Regions from separate parts of the Mus musculus genome. Here region 1 is linked to region 2. Evidence: chromatin loops called from intact Hi-C (ENCODE). Cell type or tissue: gastrocnemius. All regions are shown on one strand. Each heading gives the region's core, and the rest is flanking DNA. Links, peaks and the distances in the headings are about the cores only. Region 1 overlaps Kdm4b (lysine (K)-specific demethylase 4B). Region 2 overlaps Kdm4b (lysine (K)-specific demethylase 4B).

Evidence for each region. Peaks named below come from ENCODE experiments on the same cell type or tissue, not always from the same donor. Only the 100,000 strongest peaks of a DNase experiment are listed, where the experiment ranks them.
Region 1: it touches region 2 in a loop (2.1-fold over the local background); 6 of 42 quality-filtered maps call a loop at or near these places.

Annotation. Positions count from the first base shown.
Region 1 is chr17:56,402,564-56,412,202 of GRCm38, forward strand. It overlaps Kdm4b (lysine (K)-specific demethylase 4B), which reads left to right. Exons shown (of 23, transcript NM_172132.3): 23 at 1-1,211. Among named protein-coding and RNA genes, the nearest start is that of Mir6977, 12 kb to the right of the region's middle. In gastrocnemius, for the core only: no CTCF peak of the experiment used is centred there; DNase peaks (open chromatin) are centred at 4,053 and 5,010.
Region 2 is chr17:56,353,480-56,363,118 of GRCm38, forward strand. It overlaps Kdm4b (lysine (K)-specific demethylase 4B), which reads left to right. Exons shown (of 23, transcript NM_172132.3): 4 at 46-160; 5 at 2,384-2,577. Among named protein-coding and RNA genes, the nearest start is that of Gm32715, 30 kb to the right of the region's middle. In gastrocnemius, for the core only: a CTCF peak has its summit at 4,262 (motif pointing right); DNase peaks (open chromatin) are centred at 4,270, 6,017, 6,594 and 7,145; H3K27ac peaks cover 549 bases.

The sequences.
Region 1 (9,639 bases), core at 614-8,613, 49 kb after region 2:
GTGCCCATGTGTACTTGGAAATTCTATTTATATTGTAAAGAGAATAAAAAAGGACCTAACCTTGGGCCTGGAGGGAGAGGCCAGACCACAGGAGTCTCAGGCTGTGCCCCTTGTGGGCTCTGCAGTGGCTGCAGGTGGCCCCACACATGCCCCACACAGAGAGGTCCGGGTTTTTGTGCAAAAGCAAAACCATGCCCTCCTCCTCTCCCCACCCCAGATGAAGGACTTCATATTTTTGCCTCATTCTCTGGCCTCCAGTTCAGTATCAATTAAAGCCCGTGAGCTGAGCGCTTCCTATTCCCACCTGGTCATGGCTGTGTCTTCATTTCTGGCCAGGACAAGATCGGCTCCGGATGGGGTGTCCTTGGCAGGCATGATGGGTGCAGTGTGTCCTGGTCTGGATGTAGGGGCTGCCAAGGAGGTGGGATACCATCCCCAAGACTTTTAGTCTCACCCCAGTGGCATGGAGCTGAGGCAGCATGTCTCCCCTGGATGTCTGTGTTCTCTGACTCTCTGCTTGTCAGCTGCCCAGCCTCGGCCTACTTCTACACTAGGTGGGGCCACAGATGAGCAGAGGCCCTGGGGTTGGGCAGATCATGGCCTGGTGCAGTAGAGGGAGGACTGGAGGAAGGGAAGCCCTGCCCTGCCTGATGGGCCAAAGGGAAGACTTGGGTTTTCCCTGGAGGAGGGAGGAGAGTGGAAGCTACAGAAGGCTATGGGCAGAAGAGGGAGGAGCCTACCAGGTACTTACAGCAGGAGGTCAGTGGCAGGCCCCTGGGTGGCGCAGGGGCCTTTTTTTCTATTCCTCTTTCTGTTCCCTCATAAGATGATGGGACAGGCCAGGCGTGGTGGTGCATGCCTTTAATCCCAGCACTGGGGAGGCAGAGGCAGGCGGATTTCTGAGTTCGAGGCCAGCCTGGTCTACAAAGTGAGTTCCTTGACAGCCAGAGCTATAAAGAGAAACCCTGTCTCGAAAAACCAAAAAAAAAAAAAAAGTTGGGACAGATGTTTCCTCTAGGAAGGGAAGGGAAGGCGGCCCTGCCAGAGGCATGGCCAGGACCCTGTGGGAGTGGAGCACTGTGCTAGGAAGGGGCATTGAACTAGCTCTGAACCTGCCTGGCACATCCTGCCAAGCTCACATATGCAGCCTGCAGCCCTGGGCCACATCCAGCGGTGGACCTGTTTATCAATAAAGTTTTACTTGCACATGGTCCACTGTGACATCATTGGCAGCCATTTGGCCCAACCTCAGAATGACTTAGTGATTACCTGGCTGGGATGCTGAACCTAGCATGGTCCTACAACTAACAGGAAACAATAACCTGGGCTGCCCGCTCTGCAGGCCCTGGCCTGGCCTCCACCTCTTCTGCAGAGGAAGCACCAGCCTCCCCAAGCCCTGCTTGAAGCCAGGCCAGCCCTGCCCTGCTCCCTCTGTTTCTGTTACTCATTGGCTCTCAGGTTTGGAAATCATGATCTGATTCCCACAGTTGCCCCTCAGCCCAAGAGCCCAGGTCTCCATGCTTGTCCAGCCTGTGTGTTCCACATAAGCATGCAGCCCTGGGCCCCACATGGTTACAGCACACAGCTTCCTGGACAATCGTAAAAACCATGTTTCTCCCTCTCCACACTGCTCTCTGCACCTCAACCCCAACCCTTCCCGATGCTGGCCATTTGGACATCCTAGAGAGAACCATTCGGAAGACCCAGGTTTCAGATCCCAGGAACATCACCAAAGCAGACACAAGGGAGATATGTCTCAGGGCCCTAGCCCCTGTGCTGGAAATGAGTGTGATCTATGGGGTCACTGGCCCTGTGCCTGGAGAAAACAAGAAATGGCTGCTGCCGGGTAATGCAGTGGCTGCAGAGGGGTCCTGCCATGACAAATGTTCCCCGCTTCTAACAGTTGAACAGAGTGGAGACCAAAATCCATTTCATTTCCTGCGTAGTCCCAGTGCCATGCACAAGAAACAGGACACTAGTTCTGGAGAGATGGCTCAGTGGTTAAGAGCACAGAGGTCCCGAGTTCAATTCCCAACAACCACATGGTGGCTCACAACCATCTGTAATGAGATCTGTAATAAGATCTGATGCCCTCTTCTGGTGTGTCTGAAGAAAGCTACAGTGTACTTACATATAAAATCTTTTAAAAAAGAAAAAGAAGAAACAGGACCCTAGCTCTGACTGAATGTGCCACATATCCATCCTGAGTCCATGTTGGCAGCCAGATCATGCCTCTATTGCTTTTATTTATTTTCTGGGACTTGGGGCTATAAAGAAGGGACTTGGATGATATAGGATAGTTAGTCCTTGCAAGATGGAGGCTTGAAGACCAAGCTTAGGGCTTGCCTAGCTCACAACTCCTCAGGAGATCCCAAGCCACAGCAATCTGGAATCCCTCGGCAGTAGTGAGTGTTCTGGGTCTCACATCAGTTTCTTAGTCAGAGTTTCTCTTGCTGTAAGGAAACACTGTGACCAGAGCAACCTGGAAAGGATACAGCTTATTTGATCGACATTTCTGCATCCATCACTGAAGGAAGCTGGGACAGAAATGCAAACAGGACAGGAACCTGGAGCCAAGAGCTGTTGCAGAGGCCATGGAGGGATGTTGCTTACTGGCTTGCTCTTGTGGCTTGCTCAGCCTGCTTTCTTCTAAAACCCAGGGCCACCAGTCCAGGGATGGCCCCACCCACGGTGGGCTAGGCTCTCCCACATCAATCACTAATTTAGAAAATGCCCCACAGGCTTGTGCAAAGCCATTTTCTCAGTGGGGGTTTTCTCCTCTCAGATTCTAGTTTGTAGCAAATTGACTTAAGACTAGCCAGCACTTGCTGGCATGTCAGTGACAGTGCCACCTTGTCTGCATAACTTGAGGCAACACTGGCATTGGGGTACCAGGGACATTGTACCTTTAGGCTGATGTGACCTTTGATCTGACTGTGACCTCTGTGACACTGGGACAGTTAACTGACTCTGGGCTTCTGATCCTCCTGCTTCCACTTCCTGATGTTGCAATGATGGGCCTGTGCCAACAGGCCTGTCAGTAACATTTAAAAACTATTTTTAAGACTCACTTTTTAGAGTGGTATGTGGTGGCACATACCTTTAACCCTAGCGTTTGGGAGGCAGAGGCCGGTAGATCTCTGTGAGTTCGAAGCCAGCCTAGTCTTCAGAGGACATCCAGAGCTACCCAGAGAATTCCTGTCTTAGAGAACCAAACAATAAATAATGGCTTTGTGGCTAGGAAGGGCTCATTCAGGTGTGAGAGCAACCCACTCAGAATCAGACGGCAAATGGCCCAGCTGAGTCTCACTCATGCTGTGAGCCTCACCCACCAGGTCTGAGCATGGAGAAGCTGGAATCTCCCTCTGTCAGCTATGGGGCGTCCAAGTAGACACCAGCACTAAAGGGGACAACCAACCCAGAGATTGACTTTGGTCAGGGCTCCGGCCGTGATGTGTTAATGTCACCTCTGAACCCAAGCGAACAGAAGCAACTCTGATAGCTACCCACAGACTTCCTGCTGGTGTCTGATGGAGCTGCTGCCCACAGAGGCTGCGCCACACAGCCTTCAGGCCACCAATCAGGTGTCACGGCCGCATAAATTCAACCACCATATGCATTCGGCAGGCATTTTGCATACCAGTTGTGATATGTAAAGAAAAATCAAATGTAATCAGCTTTCAAGTGGATGATTCCCAAAGGATCCGGAACACATCCCTCATTGGTGTCTTTACTGCACAGCCATTGTCGGGCACTCACAACACTTCTCTAGCCCCTGTGGTTTTTGTTTTGTAACATCATACTAGTAGCCTGAGATTGGTTGTGATGGCATGGTTTACACCATCAACTCAGAAGTGACACCATGAACCCTTGGCCTTCCTCTCGACTACTGAAGGTTACTGTGACTCCAGCCATCACACCTCACCGCCTACAGGAAAAGGGGGAATTAGCAAATGACAGAAATGGGTGGCAGCTCCTCGCTGTCTGTTCTTTGGGGTGAGTTCCCCAGCCACTTATGCTTCGTTTCCCAGAACTGTGTCCCTGGAGCCTGGCCAAGCAGCCCTGCAAGTAATTATGGTTTTCTGTCTTCTGTGTAGAAGGTGGCCAGAGACTGCAGTGAGGGCTTCTGCTGACCATGACTAGTCCTTATCCACCCTTGTTTTAGCAGCCACAGGGCATCTTGGGAAGAGCAGAGTGGGAACAGCTGGGGATACCAGGAGGAGATGCTGCTTAAGTATGAAGCCCCACACAATTTTCCTTATCAAGACTTGGGTAGAGCTAGCTTGTGGGGCAACAGGCTATGCACAGACGCCTGGTCCCCAGTTGAGCTGAAGTCTTGAACCCCAGTGGAACCCGGTGGTGGTAATTTCCACTTACATGGAATGGAAGGCGTTTGATCATGTCTCCTGGACCCCTGGCTCCTGTTACCACCCCCACAGCCCTGTTGAAGTTACCACCCCCACAGCCCCCACAAGAGAAGCGTGTGGCTAATAGTCATGTAGACAATATCCCAGGCTTCTGGCCTTCTGGCTAGACTCTTCCCCACAGTTTCCTAGCAACAGCAAGATAACAAGCCCATTATAAGAGGGGCTGTTTGGCCCCTCCTCACCCTCTTACTCTCTAAGCTTTTACCTTTCTCTCTCTGAGCCTTTACCTTTCTTACTCTCTCACTCTCTTTCCCTTCTCCCTTCTTTCCTCTTGGCCACAGCCGGTCTCTCTCTCTTTTTACCTTTTCTCTTTCCCCCTGCCTTTCTACAATAAAGCTCTAAAACCATAGACTGTCTCTGTTCATCAAGGCCCAGACTAAAGACAATCTGCATGGGAACCACCCAGCGCCCCTCTTTCCCCCTGCCCTCTCTTCCTGTATCTCCTGGGCCAAGTGCCACCCCGGGGCCCCTATTCTGTTTTCAGCTCCTCTGCCGTGTCCAGCGTGAAATGCCAGAGACTGAGAACCTGGTACCGGGTGCTGCTCCTTGTCCACCCCCTGCCGTGTGGGGTCAGTGGCTTCACACAGCCAGATGCCCACCAGGGGCCATGTGGAAAGCATCCAGCAGTCCTCCTGCCAGAGCACCGGAACTCTAGCTGGACCCAGGCTCTCTCCCTCCCCCCTCTTCCCCTACACCCACGGCCCCACACTAGTTCTGTGTCTATCTGGCCTTGTGTCTGTCTGGACCCACAGCAAAGAAGATGCAGGTTATGACAAGAGATTGCACTGCAGAGGTTCGAGCCCAGGGTCTCAGAACCTGGCTCACAGCAGAAAAGGCACCCGGGCATGGCACTGTGCACTAGAACTGCAGTTCTGGAGACACAAGTGTCCTCTGGGCTCATTAGCCAGACAGCCTGACCTAATTGACCAGCACCAGGTTCAGTGAAACCCTGAGTCCAAAAGCAGGGTGGGGAGCAACTGAGGGAGACACTCAACAGTGACCTCTACACACACAGACAGGCACACATGTGCACAGAGCCTCTCAGCACTGAGACCAGGCAGGCGGCTGCACTGAGGCCTCGGAGCTGGCAACCCACAGGCTGGAGGGCACGACTTTACCCCCAACACTCAGGAGGCAGAGGCAGGCCCATTTCTGGGTTCAAAGCCAGCCTGGTCTACAGAGTTCCAGGACAGCCAGGGCTACACAGAGAAACCCTGTCTCAAAAATATGAAACAAAACACCACCAACAAAACAATGCAACTATATTTGTGGCTGTAGGTAGCCATATAGATCACACAGGTCACTCTCCTGTCCCCAGCACAGCATGTAAACTGAGCATGGTGACCCCAGGTGTCCTGCTTCAGTAATGTGTATATGGGAAACCTCTGCCATGTCAAACATAGATTATTAAAAACAAGCAAACAAACTATCTGAACAAGGCAAGAGTCAGGATCACAGCCTGACCCAGGAACTTTAGTCAGGGCGTGAGCTCGCTAGCCCCATGGTCAATAAGAAGCCCAACTGTCATTGTTCCATCCCCATTTCACAGAGTGACAACTTGCCCGACCACAGCCCCAGCCCCCCTCACTGGAGGATTCTAGGTGGGGACCCACCATGACCATGCCCCCAGCCCTACTAGGGGATTCTAGGTAGGGAATCCTCACTGGGGGGATTGTGGGTAGGGTTTTGTCATTGAACCACTCCCTTAAATATTAGGGACTATGTGTAGAAATTCTCAGGCCAGGAATCCCACTGATGTCCAGGGTCTTGAAAGGTAATATCCACATATTAGTCTAAAGCAGTAGGTTATGAAATAATTTGTTATCCACCATTAGGTAATGAATTCCCTGCAGTTATTTTTCCTAAAATATAAGGTTGTGACATTTTCTGTTTGAGTGTAACTGTGGACAGTTTTTGTCACTAGTTACCCTTGTCCCACATTTAATAGCATCTTCTTGCTTTAGAAAATCTCAGTGGAGTCCTGACTGACACGTGCCCTTTATTTGCTGATAAGTTTGACTAATGCATGCTGCCGAGTGATTACAACAAAATGAGACAGGACATTTTTTCTAGAGGTCGACATTCAGTGCATTTCCAGGCAGCGTTCCTGCAGTTGGTGGTTCCAGGACTTCATACTGGTTCACTGCTGCTCAGGATGACACGTGGGCTCCACCGTGAGTGCTGGCTGTGGGGAGTCTGTCTACCTTACCAAGTGATGAGCAAGCAGCCGTAATGTCACGCATGCAACCAAGGGCTTTGGGGATCATTTGGGGATGTTTTATTTATGCCCTTGTTCTGATGGGTGATGTGACAAGACCAAGAATCATCAGGGAGATGAGGGTCCATGAGGAGCTTCACATTGGGATATCTGAGCTGGGAAGAGCCAGGCTAACCTCCCCAGTCATCCCCCCCCCTCTCTCTGTCTCCTCCCCTCCCCCTCTTGTTTCTCGAGGCAGGATTTCTCCGTGCATTCCTGAAGCTTTTCTAAAGGAAGCTCCCACAACAGCAGCACAGGGACCAGAGGCCCCTTGTGATCCCGGGGAAGCCATGAGCAGGGCGCAGTGGTTTTTGTTGATGGGACTGGACAGTGACTCAGAGAGGGGACAGGATGGGGTGCAAACGGACATCTGATATATCGTCTGCCTCAACAGCTGTCTGCTAAAAGCTGCAATAGCACATATTGATGAGGACATAATCATCCTAATTAAAAGCTAATAATGAGGAGTTAATTGCCTTTAAAAGACCAAGTGAGGACAGCGGGGATTTATCTGTCTCCCTCCCTCCCTCCCAGCGAAGGCTGATATGTGAGGGCTAATTACTTGAATCAAATATTACAGAGAACTAACCATCCTTGTGTGCTGTTTGGCCAAGGAATGAAAAGGTGTCTGCAAGGGCTCCAGGCTATAGAGGCCTTGAGGCTGTGTTCCTTTAGCCCTGACCAGACCTCCAGCCCCTCCCTGGGGTTTCAAGGCAGGGCTCCACCCTGACCACGCCTCTAGGATCTCCACCTCTTAAAGAGCACCTTACCTGGTCCGGTGTCTGGGTTCTCTTACCCCGACCTCCTGTCCTTAGCCATGTGCTTTCGTTCCCAAGGCTTGTTTTATTCCGGACTTCACCTCTAATTGACGCTAAGACTCCAGCCTCAAGGCTGCGCAGCCACAACCTGTCAGTTTATCCCACCCCTCCACTCTACAGCCTGGGGCCCTTGCAGACACATTTTCATTCCTTGGCCAAACAGCACACCAGGATTGGTTTTCTGTAATATTTGATTCAAGTAATTAGCCCTCACATGTTAGACTCCCGTATTTACTATCTACTTGGGCTAATTGTTACATTTCCCCAAAGACAAAATTGTTGGTTAAAGAGTATCTCAGTGTAGCTGGTCCTCTGGCCAAATAAGGGAGGGCTACTGACTGGGGTGTGTGTGTGTGTGTGTGTGTGTGTGTGTGTGTGTGTGACTGGGGTGTGTGTGTGTGTTACAGTCAACCTGCTGGTCCTCTGGCCAAATAAGGGAGGGCTACTGACTGGGGTGTATGTGTGTGTGTGTGTGTGTGTGTGACTGGGGTATGTGTGTGTATGTGTGTGTTACAGTCAACCTGCTGGTCCTCTGGCCAAATAAGGGAGGGCTACTGACTGGGGTGTGTGTGTGTGTGTGTGTGTGTGTGTGTGTGTGTGTGTGTGTGTGTTACAGTCAACCTGTACAAGATGATAGAGGGAGGGTATTTCTGAAAAATCTTTTAAAAATTTAGTTTAAAAAAATTTGTGTCTGTGTAGAGGTATATTACATAGGAAAGCCACTACTACCCTAGGAAACCAGGGATGTCAGATGCCTGGAGAAAGTCCCAGGTGCCGTGAGCCTCCTGGTGGGTGCTGGGAACCAAACTCAGGTCCTCTGGAAGCCCAGGCTGTAAATAGCCAGTTGTGATGTGGGCCCCACTTCTGCCTGAGGACAGCATGGGGCTGTGGAGGTCTGTGCCAAAATGAGGGTACAGGTACCCCTCAGTGACTTACAGGGTAACTCTCCCTGCTTCCTCCTGTCTTCCAGCCAGCTTCACAGTCAGGATGGGCCCCCCTGACCCCACACACACACAGCTGAGCACAGCTAGGCTCGCAACGGGAGGCTGAGGCAGGCAAAGCAGGGAAGAAGCCACTTCTGTGAGGAGCAGACACTCATAGCTTTGTCTGAAGGGCTTTGGGGCGAGAGTGGCCAGAGCCGGAACCTTTGTCCACCCGACTGAAATGCAAAACGAGAATCAGATTCTCTGCTTTGTCTCCAGGCTATGTACGGCCCTTGAGTCTCTTGTGGTTTTGACAGGTATTGACAGGTAGTGACAGTGGGAGTTTGCTTCTGTGGACCTGGACTTTGGGTGTGGGAGGGAGGACTCCTGCTGCTCACAACTGCCTGAAGCCAGGTCGAGGAACCCAGCTCCTACGGCCACCATGGACAGGTGCCACGCTCACATGGAAAATTAAAGATTAATTTTGAAATAAAACACTGGGGAGACAAGCGGGGTCAGTTAGCCAGGCCCTCTGCTCCTTCATTCCTATGTAACTCAGGAGCGCAGCCCTTGGGATGAAGTCATAGCAGTGTAAAACCACTGTCGGTTGAAAACAGTTAGCCAGGACCTGTGGCACGTGCTGATAAGCCCACTGAGGGAAGTGGAGGCAGGAGGGTTTTGAGTTCAAGGTCAACTCAGTGGGGATTCATACCCCAAAGTGAACATAAGACCATTAAGGAAGTAGATACAGTTGCTTGGCCCAGGGTACTTGGCGCATGCTGTCACTACTTGTCAAGGTTGGGACAAGCCTGAGTATCTTTTATGCTTCAGACACGACACCAGAGCACATCCCATAGTAGTTCCAGCCTCTGTATAAGGATCTCACAGAGCTCCAGCTTTAACCCAGAGACAGAGCTGAACAACAGCAGGTTCCTATCACATAAGGGAATATTACACAGCCATGAAAGAGAATCAGGTCGTAAGGGATGCTGGGCCACCCCCACCCCAGCTCAGACACTTCGGCCTCAATCTCTCTCCAGAGGGATGGACTCGAGGCTCTGGCAGTCTATGAAGGAGTCTCCTCCACTCCAGAGCTCACCCCAATTCTTTTACCTGCCTTACTGTCGCTTCCTACTCTTCACCAACTCTGCCATTGTTGCCAGGGTCCCCTCATCAGGCTTTGCTGGCTGGTGAGCCCCAGAAACGTCAGGGCT
Region 2 (9,639 bases), core at 494-8,493:
ATTATACTGCCCAGAACCTAACCCGAACCACTGCACTGTTTACAGGTACTGTACCCCACGCCATCAGGACTTCGATGACTTGGAGCGCAAGTACTGGAAGAACCTGACCTTTGTCTCACCCATCTATGGAGCTGACATCAGTGGCTCCCTGTACGACGATGTAAGTGCCCAAAAGTGCCTGCTATACCTGGCCACCATGTGGACTCATGGGGATGGGAGGAAAGTGGCTATACCTTTCTTCTCAGGGCCACCCCAACTCCGGTGGCTCCCACTTCTGTGTTCCCTATTCACTACTTGGCAGGGCTGTGCTGTCTTCTGGCCCAGGGTGGCATGCTGCATAGGAGGCCACAGCCTGAACCATCTCTGTGGTGGTGGTGCCCGCTGAGGTGTGGAGCTGGGAGCCCACGGCTGGGAGCTGTAACAGAGCTGAGTCTGCTCTGGCACTTCACTGTATGCTGTTGCAAGGTTCTCTTGGTCGACTGTGTGTGTGTGTGTGTGTGTGTGTGTGTGTGTGTGTGTGTGTGCATGCACACACACATGTGCACATAGGAGACCAGCAGATAATCTCATCTGTGTTTCTCAGATCCAAGCCCTGTCTACTTTGGGTTTCTTGCAGTGGGGACAGGGTCTCATTGTGTAGGCAAGCTTGCCTCAACCTCAAGAAGGTCTGCCTACCTCCAGGCTCTACCCTGAGTACTTGGGTTACTTGGCCTACTGTCATTTTATTGTTGGGTTTTTAAAATGTATTAACTTGCTTTTTTTGTTTTGTTTTTGTTTTTGTTTTTCGAGACATGGTTTCTCTGTATAGCCCTGGCTGTCCTGGAACTCACTCTGTAGACTAGGCTGGCCTCAAACTCAGAAATTCACCTGCCTCTGCCTCCCAAATGCTGGGATTAAAGGCTTGTGCCACCACGCCCAGCTGCTTTTTTTATTCTGTGTGTAAGAGTGTTTTGCCTGTATGCATGTATGTTGAGTTCCCCGGAGCTGGAGTACTTCTGGTATGAGCCTCCATGTGGGTTCTAGGAACTAAACTTCTGGGAGAGCAGCCAGACTCTTAAGTCTCTTAAGTGTTGAGCTGTCTCCCCAGTCATTTGACCTACCTTGTTGGCTGGGAGCATCTCACTGAACCTAGACATCACTCATTAGGCTAGACTAGCTGGCCAGCAAGCTGAGAGGCCTTCCCCTGTTTGCCCAGGGCTGGGATTATGGGTGTGTAACGTCACAGCCACTTTCTGCATGGGTACTGGGGCCTCCCACTGAGCCCTGTCCCTGGTGGTTTTTGTGTTTTTATAAGTTGTGTGTGGTGTGAGTGTTCCTGGCTCTTTTTGTGTGTAGGCACATGTGTCTGGCCTCTCTGTGTCTCTGAACTGGGGTCACCAGGCTGGTGTCAGGGACCTTCATGGTGAGTCCTCTCAGTAGCTGTGATTGTTTCTATGGGCAGCTTGGCCATATACGGATGACAAGCCACATGGCACAGCAGTTAGACACATAGGGTTCAGTGGACTCTACTGTACTCACAGAGCTGCTCAGCCATGCCTATCACACCAGAAAACAGACCTAGCTCCACAAACAGTTACAGTGGAGGGACCACACAGCATGACCCCATCTGTCAGGCAATAGATGTGTGGGCTGAGGCCTGCTTGGGCTCCTGTGGGCCTTGTCTAGGTCCATGTGGATGAGGGTTGTGTTTCTCTGAGGTCTGCATCAAAGGTGGACCTGCTGGTCTGGTCTGCTTTCCAGCTGCTGGCCAGTACATAATGACCTGTTGCTATCACACTGTTGTAACCTCAGTAGCCTCTGTCCTCCTTATGGAACTGGGCATCACCAGGATCACCCTGCTGAGACCCCAGCATGTACTCTGGTGGCTCTCTTAGGGGCAGTCTTAGGTGCAGGCACCTGAGGCTCCCACTGTGCCTTAGCTCCAGCTCGCAGCACTTGACAGGAGCTTAGGGCAAGGTGGGGGCTCCATCCGTATTTGCCTGCATCCATCTGAAGCTGTCCAGGCTTGTCTGATGCAAGGTTCTGGAAGGGCTGTCATTTGAGCTTGGGTTCACATGCTTGTGAAGGGATTACTCCACATGGAGACTGTCCTTCAGTGTTACTTAGAGGTATGGACGTCACTGCCAAGTTGTAGTTGTCCCTTGACATGTGCTGGCTTGTGGACAGTTATGTGTAACCGCTGTTCCAAGAAGGGTGGGGTGGCGAAGAGTGTGGAGCCTAAGCAGCCCTAATGTGACCTTAGGCCCCTTGACCTGTCTGAAGGGCCCGTGATGCTGACATACCCCAGTCATCCTTTTGTACCTTGGGTGACTATGCAGCCAGGGTACAGGCAGGTACACATGTCCTGGAAGGACTCTGATGACTGCACACTCATTGTCCATAGGACGTGGCGCAGTGGAACATCGGCAATCTGAGGACCATCCTAGACATGGTGGAGCGCGAATGCGGGACCATCATTGAGGGCGTGAATACACCCTACTTGTACTTTGGCATGTGGAAGACCACGTTTGCCTGGCACACAGAGGACATGGACCTCTACAGCATCAACTACCTGCACTTCGGCGAGCCTAAGTCCTGGTGAGTGCCAGGATGTGAGCCATGGGAAGACCTGATGGTTGCTGAGGGGCCACTGGGGAATTTCCAGTTCCCTCTTTGACTTGGGGAGGTACACTGACCCAGGACTGATGTTCACAGGATGTACCCCTGTCATCCTGGGCAGTGGATGGGGGCTCTGGTCTTGCCTGAGCCTCAGCCAGGCCAATGGATGTGTGTCACCTGCCAGCCACAGTACAGGGACTGGTTTCTGTGAGACCTGGAGGCTGAGTGAGGTGCCAGCAGAATCGTTCCCTTCAAGTGCTTTGTGTCTGGGGCCCTTGTGTGGCTCTTGGTCTCCCTGGAGCACAAGGTGACAGCTCAGGTCTTCTTTCAAACATTGGAAACTAGGGAGATCTGCTGCCCCTTAGTTGTACCCTGTAATCACACAGTGTGGTCCTTCTGCCCCCATTGTCCAGCACCTCCTTGAGGCTCCAGGTGTGACAGGGCCACCTGCTGGGAGTTCTTGTTGTACAGTGGAGTCCATGCTCAGCCCTAGGCAGCTCTCCTTCCCTGGAAGACACAGCTCTGTTGATATGAATGCCTTTGATGGCCTAGCTGGATGGGAAAATGTACCCCCAAACCCGTTTCCCTTTTTGACATTCTCATGTCTTGTCGGTCCCAGAACTGTTTCCTTGCAGTTACAGAGGTGAGAAATTCCGTTAGTGTTGTGTCTGCTTTCTGGTTCCCAGAGCCGTAGGGAGCTATGCACTGCGCTGTCCCAGGGTCAGAGGTCCTGCATTCCTTGGCCCTGGGCACCCTTTCTCCTCCTTCAGTCCTGGCCACGAGTCGTCTCCCAGGCTGCCTCTGACTGTGTTGCCTCTGTCTGAGGGTTTTGTGGTGACGCTGGTCATCCAGGACAGCCCCCATACGCTCAGTTCCCTGTGCATGGGGAGGTGAACTCTGTTGGTTCTGGGAGGTCAGGGATGTGTGGGCAGCACTCTGTCGGCCCTGGCTCTTAGCTGCTTTTCCTGTTGTAACAAAATCCTGACAAGAGGAGAAAGGGTTTGCCTGACTCTACTGTCATAAAGGGGAGGAGCTGAATCGGTCACATGACAGGAAGGGGATTCGATGGATGCTGTTGCAGCTCCCTCTCCTCATTTGTGGTCCAGGATCCCAACCCAAGGGATGGTGCAGTCTTCTGTCCTCAGGTAGCACAGTCGAGATAAGCTCACAGGTGATCCTGCAGGCCTGTCTCCTGTGCTTCTCTTCTTTCTCTTCTACAGTTAACCCTGCTTGGACCATGCTCATTGTGGGCCCCTCTGGGGTGGTTGAGCTACACACTTACACCGAATTCTAACTCCCAATATCCCTGTCTGTGTCCTCAACCCCCAGTGTGGCCCCCTAGCCTCTGGTGACATCGTCCTCTGTGTAGACCTGTCCAGCCATGTGACTCCTCCCATGGTGCTCTGCTCCCACCTCTGTGGAGGGCAGCTATGGTAGCTGACACTTGGGGCTCAGGGATCCCATGAGAAGTGATGTGGCAGTGGCAAGGACCTGTTCCTCGTGATTTACGCAGGGCCAGTGACACCCACAGATCTAAACCAAATCAATGGCTACTCCTGCTGCAAGTCACTATATGTGTGCAGCTGTTGCCTGCCTAAGCAGGTGTGGTTGAGTGTATTTGTGTGTGAGAATATAAGCAGGATGTCCCACTCCTGGTGACCACTAGATGGCACTCCCACCTTTCTGAGTGAGGCAACTGTTCCCACTGGCTTCCTGGCTGCAGTTAGCAGGCTCCTTGACTGTGCCTTTCTCCAGGTAGGAAGCCTGTTGTATTTTATACAAAAAGGAGAGCCAGGATGTGTTTTGTAGAGCACAGTAGAGGTGGGAGGGGTGCCTCTGGGCCCATACTGAAACATCTCTTCTTTCTAAAGTACCAGCCATATAGGTAGAGTGAGGAATAGGGGTTATTTAGGGCATAGGAAGGGAATTTGAGAAGGGAGTAGAGTCAGAGAAAGACAGAGAAGAGAGAGGGGAGGAAGGAAGGGAGGGAGAAAGAGAGAGAGAAGAAGAGGAGGAAGAAGAAGAAGAGGAAGAGGAGGAAGAGGAGAAAGAAGAAGAAGAGGAGAAAGAAGAAGAGGAGAAAGAAGAAGAAGAGGAGGAAGAGGAGAAAGAGGAGAGAGAGGAGAGGGAGAGAAGAAGAGAAGAGGTTGGCCAGGAACACGGGGAGAGAGAAAGAAAGGGGTCAGGGAGAAAAGATAGTCAGAGAGATCAAGAAGAGACCACACAACCCCTTTTATAGGAAGCCAGGCTACTTGGCTGTTGCCAGGTGACTGTTGGGCAAAGCCTAGAAGGAATGCTAACAGAGCCTATGACAGTTCCTAGTATGGGCACCACCAAAGTCCAGCGTGGTGCCATGAGTTTTATTGGGGTCACTGACAGGCATATGCATGAGGGGTCACCTACTGGAGCAGAAATGACTCACAGACAGCTGCATCACCAAGGCCTGAGTGACAGCTCAGAAAGCTGAGAACCTGATGCTCACCGCACAGCCTGCAGGGAGGATGTCAGGATGCAGACTGTCCTTTCCAGTGCCTCAGTTGGTCTGAGCATCTTCCAGGCAGACTGGTTTCCTGAGCTCAGCTTTATTAGTGCTCACTCTGACAGGGAGGGGCCAAGTGAAGCTGGTTGGTTTCAGGGACTTCCTGAAGCTGTTTTTAGTTGCTTACCTTCCTGTTTAAAATGCATCTCTGCAAAATGGAATGCTTTACTCTCAGAGGGAACTGTTGCAACCCCTCCTCCATCAGATCCTCTAGTCCAGTCTATGTTTTGTGTTCTGGTTCAGCACCATACTGGGTTTTGGATACATGAGGATATCTGCAGGTTGCAGTATTTTCTGAAGGTTCTCTGCATCTGTTGCAGCTTTGACTGGTGTGATTTGAGGGTCAAGGAATCTGAAGGTGGGGGTGTGTGCTGCCCTGGGCAGGTTCTGTCTAGTCTTCCAGAAGCTGCCCCTGCAGGTGGCACTTGAAGGAGCGGTGGGCTCTCATGCTCTCTATAGAAAGCTGTTCTTGCACTGGGGTCTCTGGAGGAGTGGGCACACTGTACAGCTGTTATAAGGCTTCCAAGGACAGTGCCTTGTATGGGAAATGAGGAGGCCTGTATTTGAAGGTCTCCCAGTCGTGCTTCCCCCTCCACCCTGTGTAATCTGCTATGACCACTATGGTTAGTCAGACCCTTTAGCCTAGCCTAGGGAAGGTAGCCTACATCAATTGCCCTCTAAGACCCCAAAGGACGGCTGGATCTGCTGGAGAGCTGCCCTGGCTTGGATCTCTATCAGCTGGTATGGCACTGGCTTCTGAGTGCCTTGCAGCCCCCATACTGAGGGAGCAAAGATGGTTCTTGTGCCCTACCCTAACTCTCTGCACCTGTGAGGGTGGTTCCTTCCAGTTGTCAGCTGAGCTGCCAGATCCCTCTGATGATGAAGCCAGCAGGAGGCAGCGCAGCTTGGAGTGGTTGTCTCTTATCTGGCTCACATTGCTGGTCCCTCCCTTGTCCTGCCTCTACTGTGTGGTAGACACCTGGGAGGTGGATGCTTTCCATGTGCCAAGTATTCCCTGCAGTGCTTTGGAAAGGCAGATGCCCCACAATGTCTGAGTTGAACTGATGTGTGCAAGTCTGTGAGCTGCTGCTGTCCCTGCTCTGACCTGAAGCCAGTGACTGTGATGGTCTCTTGGTGTGGGGACATCACCACTGGGGGGGTGGGAGTGGGGATGGGGGACTTCTTCATGGTCCCTGCACTGCCACTCTGTCCTCTCTAGAGCACCTGGCCATGGTGCTTGTCCTCAGTTGTCCTTGGGGTTTATGAGATTGCAGAGCTCTCTATAGAAGGAACCTCCTCCAAGGGTGACATTTGTCCCAGGTAGCTGCCCTGTGCTGTAGAGCCTAACAACAGGCTCTGTGGCTGTGTTGCTAATGCACCAAGTATGGCTGTGGCAGGATCTTTCTCTACCCAGTCCACATCTCAATGATGGCCTTGGCCTCTGTCCCAAGGATGCAATCACTCCATGTCCCCTGACCTATGTTGTCTCCGACATTGCAAGCATGTGAAGTCAGTCCACAGGCTACTGTGTGTTCCCTCCCTCAGGACTAGAAGCCAGGAGACCCCAAATGTAAGGTGATTGAGAGCCAGCCAGGGGCATTCTCCAGCTGGACTCAAAGCTCTGTCCTGTGGGGCTTGGCTCTCCAGCCATCGCAACCACTTGGTCCAGACACACAGAAGCTAGCAAGGGACAATTGTGTTATTCCTGGCCCAGTACCCCTTGCTGCCTTGTCATTGGGCCCTTGGCCTCACTCTGGCCACAGCTGCTCTGTCACCCTAATGCCATGGTTCTGGCCTTCCGCTTGTTGAGACTGCTGTACATCTCAGCCACCACTGCAGCCAGATAAGTAACTGAGGCTTGTGACGTGCCTGAGCTTGAACTGGGGCATTGGGCCCCTGGCATGCAAGATGAGCCCTGTGTCATTAGCCACCACGATGCTCTGATGATGACGGGCAATTTCAGGGAATCTGGTGCACACGGCAGGGTGCAGCTCTGAGTCACAGCCTGTGCCCATTAGCTCGATGAGCCGTCCTGCTTTGTCCTTTCCACAACCAGGCCTGCCGAAGACTTGGCTGTGGCAGGCCCTGCCTCGCAGCTGTGTTCCCAGGATCTGAGGGTCAGAGCAGCCAGCACACCATTTGCATGTTGGGGCTCATACAGGGTCCCACTTGACTCTCCCCTGCCTTTCTGTCTTCACTTAAAGAGTTTGCTTCTGGGCTGCAGAGCTCTGTAAGCAATGCTGAGCAGGAAGCCTTCTGTATTCTTTGCCTGAATCAGGGCTGTTAGCCTGCAGCAGTTTGTGAGGAGCCCCTCCCCACCCCACAGACTTGGGGAATTGGAGCTGAGTTGGGCTCTTGAGCCAAACGGTGAGCTGGGGTGGTGGCCCGTAGCTCTTTCTCTTTGGTTTTTATATGGCCTACTTTTTTTGGTTGGGGATTCCTCTCCCTTCCACCACCCTTTTCCTCCCCCTCTCTGTCTCCTTTCTTCTCTCCTTTCTTCCTCTCTCCTCTGTCTTCCTCTCCCTGCCCCCTCCCCTCCCTTTTTGTCTTCCTCTTCCTCTCTCTGTCTACTTCTTTTACTTTCTGTCTTCTTCCTCCTCTTTGTCCTCTTCCTCCTTGTCTCTGTCCTCTTCCTCCCTCTTCCTGTTCCTCCCTCTTTTACCTGATAGTGCAGGTGGATCTGTCTATGGTGAGCCAGCACTGCAGCTTTCCCAGGAGTGGACCATGCGCTATGCAGAGTTTTCAGTGTCTTACACAGTCCTCCTAGCTCCTCTGGGCAGCCTGTTATCTGACTTCCCACTTTCCTTCTTGCTCGCTGGCCTTGGTGATGTGGAGTATAGTGTCTGTGGTCCCTCCATCACAGACTGGCCATGCTAATGCTGACCTTGACTGTGTGGCTCAGGTCGTCTCCTGGGTATTCTCTCCCAGCAGGGCATTCTTTAATGTCTGCCACACTGTACTTTGAGGTGAAATAAACTCTAAAATTAAATGTTTTAATTCTCAGAGAAGTCAAGAGAGGAAGAAGCAGGGTGGCCCTGTGCTAGGCCGACAGTTGGACCCAACACTGTCTCTTTTTCAGGGTGCCTGGTTCCTTTCCTTCTTCCTGGAGAGGAATCACAGATGGAGCGTGGGCTCTGTGGTATCTGTGTGCCTGGGGCTCTGTGGCTCAGAAGTGGAGTGTATGAACCCTTTGGGCTCTCTAGGCAGCCTACAGTAGCCCCTTGCCTTCAGGCTGTGTGGGAACACCCTTGCTTTCTGCAGCCCTGACCTTGGAGGGGCCATCTCCTGATGAGGCCAGACTCACCCCAATGAGTTTTTAATAATGACTTATTTTTATTTTATGTGCATTGGTGTTTTGCCTGCATATGTGTCTGTCCAATCCCTGGAACTGGAGTGAGCTGTCATATGGGTGCTGGGAATTGAATCTAGGTACTTTGGAAGATTAGCCAGTGCTCTTAACTACTGGGCCATCTCTTTATCCCTGAGCCACTGAATTCTTTGCAGGCTCCCGGTAGGCCATGGAACCCCCTCTTTCTTACTGTGGAACGAAGGATGGGGGCCTAGGTGTGTGTTCATGTGTACTCTCCATGTGTGCGGTGAACTGCTGTGCTCTGCAGGAGCCCTTGAAGTCCCATTGCCCTCTCTGCACACAGTGCTGCTGTCCTGGCTTGAGGACTTGAGCTACCCCATTTGTCTTTGAACTCCATACACTCCATGTCCCTGGGCTGCGTGGCCTGGGAAAGGCCATTGCTGAACTTTGTATAAACGGTTCAGTCTTCTCTCCAACCATATGTAAAAGCTTGATTGGCATACTTCCTGTTGGGAATTCACCTTTGCAGGCTGTCTCAGGCTCAGTCACCTGCTGGTGACTTTTGGGATGTCCACATATAGGTCACACCTCTTTCAGGTGGACAGACCTCAGAGAGACCTGGGTGACCACAGGCCTGCTGTCCATGCTGCCTACCATGCAGGCCACAGTGTATAGCACATAGGTCCTGGAAGTGTCTCCTGTCTCCACCCATATTCTCTTTGTTCTGAGCAGCCCCCCTCCTTGTTCTCAGAGGACCTGCCCCTAATTCTTTGTTTTTAAGTTTGAACACAGTGATTGGGCAGAATCCTGAGCCTGGCTTAGGAGACCACTGACACAGGGTTACTGCATCAGACTGTGAGTCCAGGCTGATGGCTGTGTACAGGACTCCTGTTGTCTGGGACATGGTCCAGGGTATTGGAAGCCTCTGCATGTCCACAGCTCCAAGTCCAAAATGGTGCCTTTTCTGTACCCCACTCATGTCCACCACTAGGCCCTTACTAGCTCTGCACCATCACCAGGACCTGCCTCTCGGATTCTCTCCTGTGAACCTTTCCCAGACTTTGGGCAGTGCAGAGTAGGTGACATTTAAGTTTTGGTCTTTGTCCTTCACTAAAAATCCATGGGGGTGGGGGTGGGGGTGGGGGTGGGGTGGGGGTGGGGCCCCACACCTCATCTGAGCATGCAGCCTCTG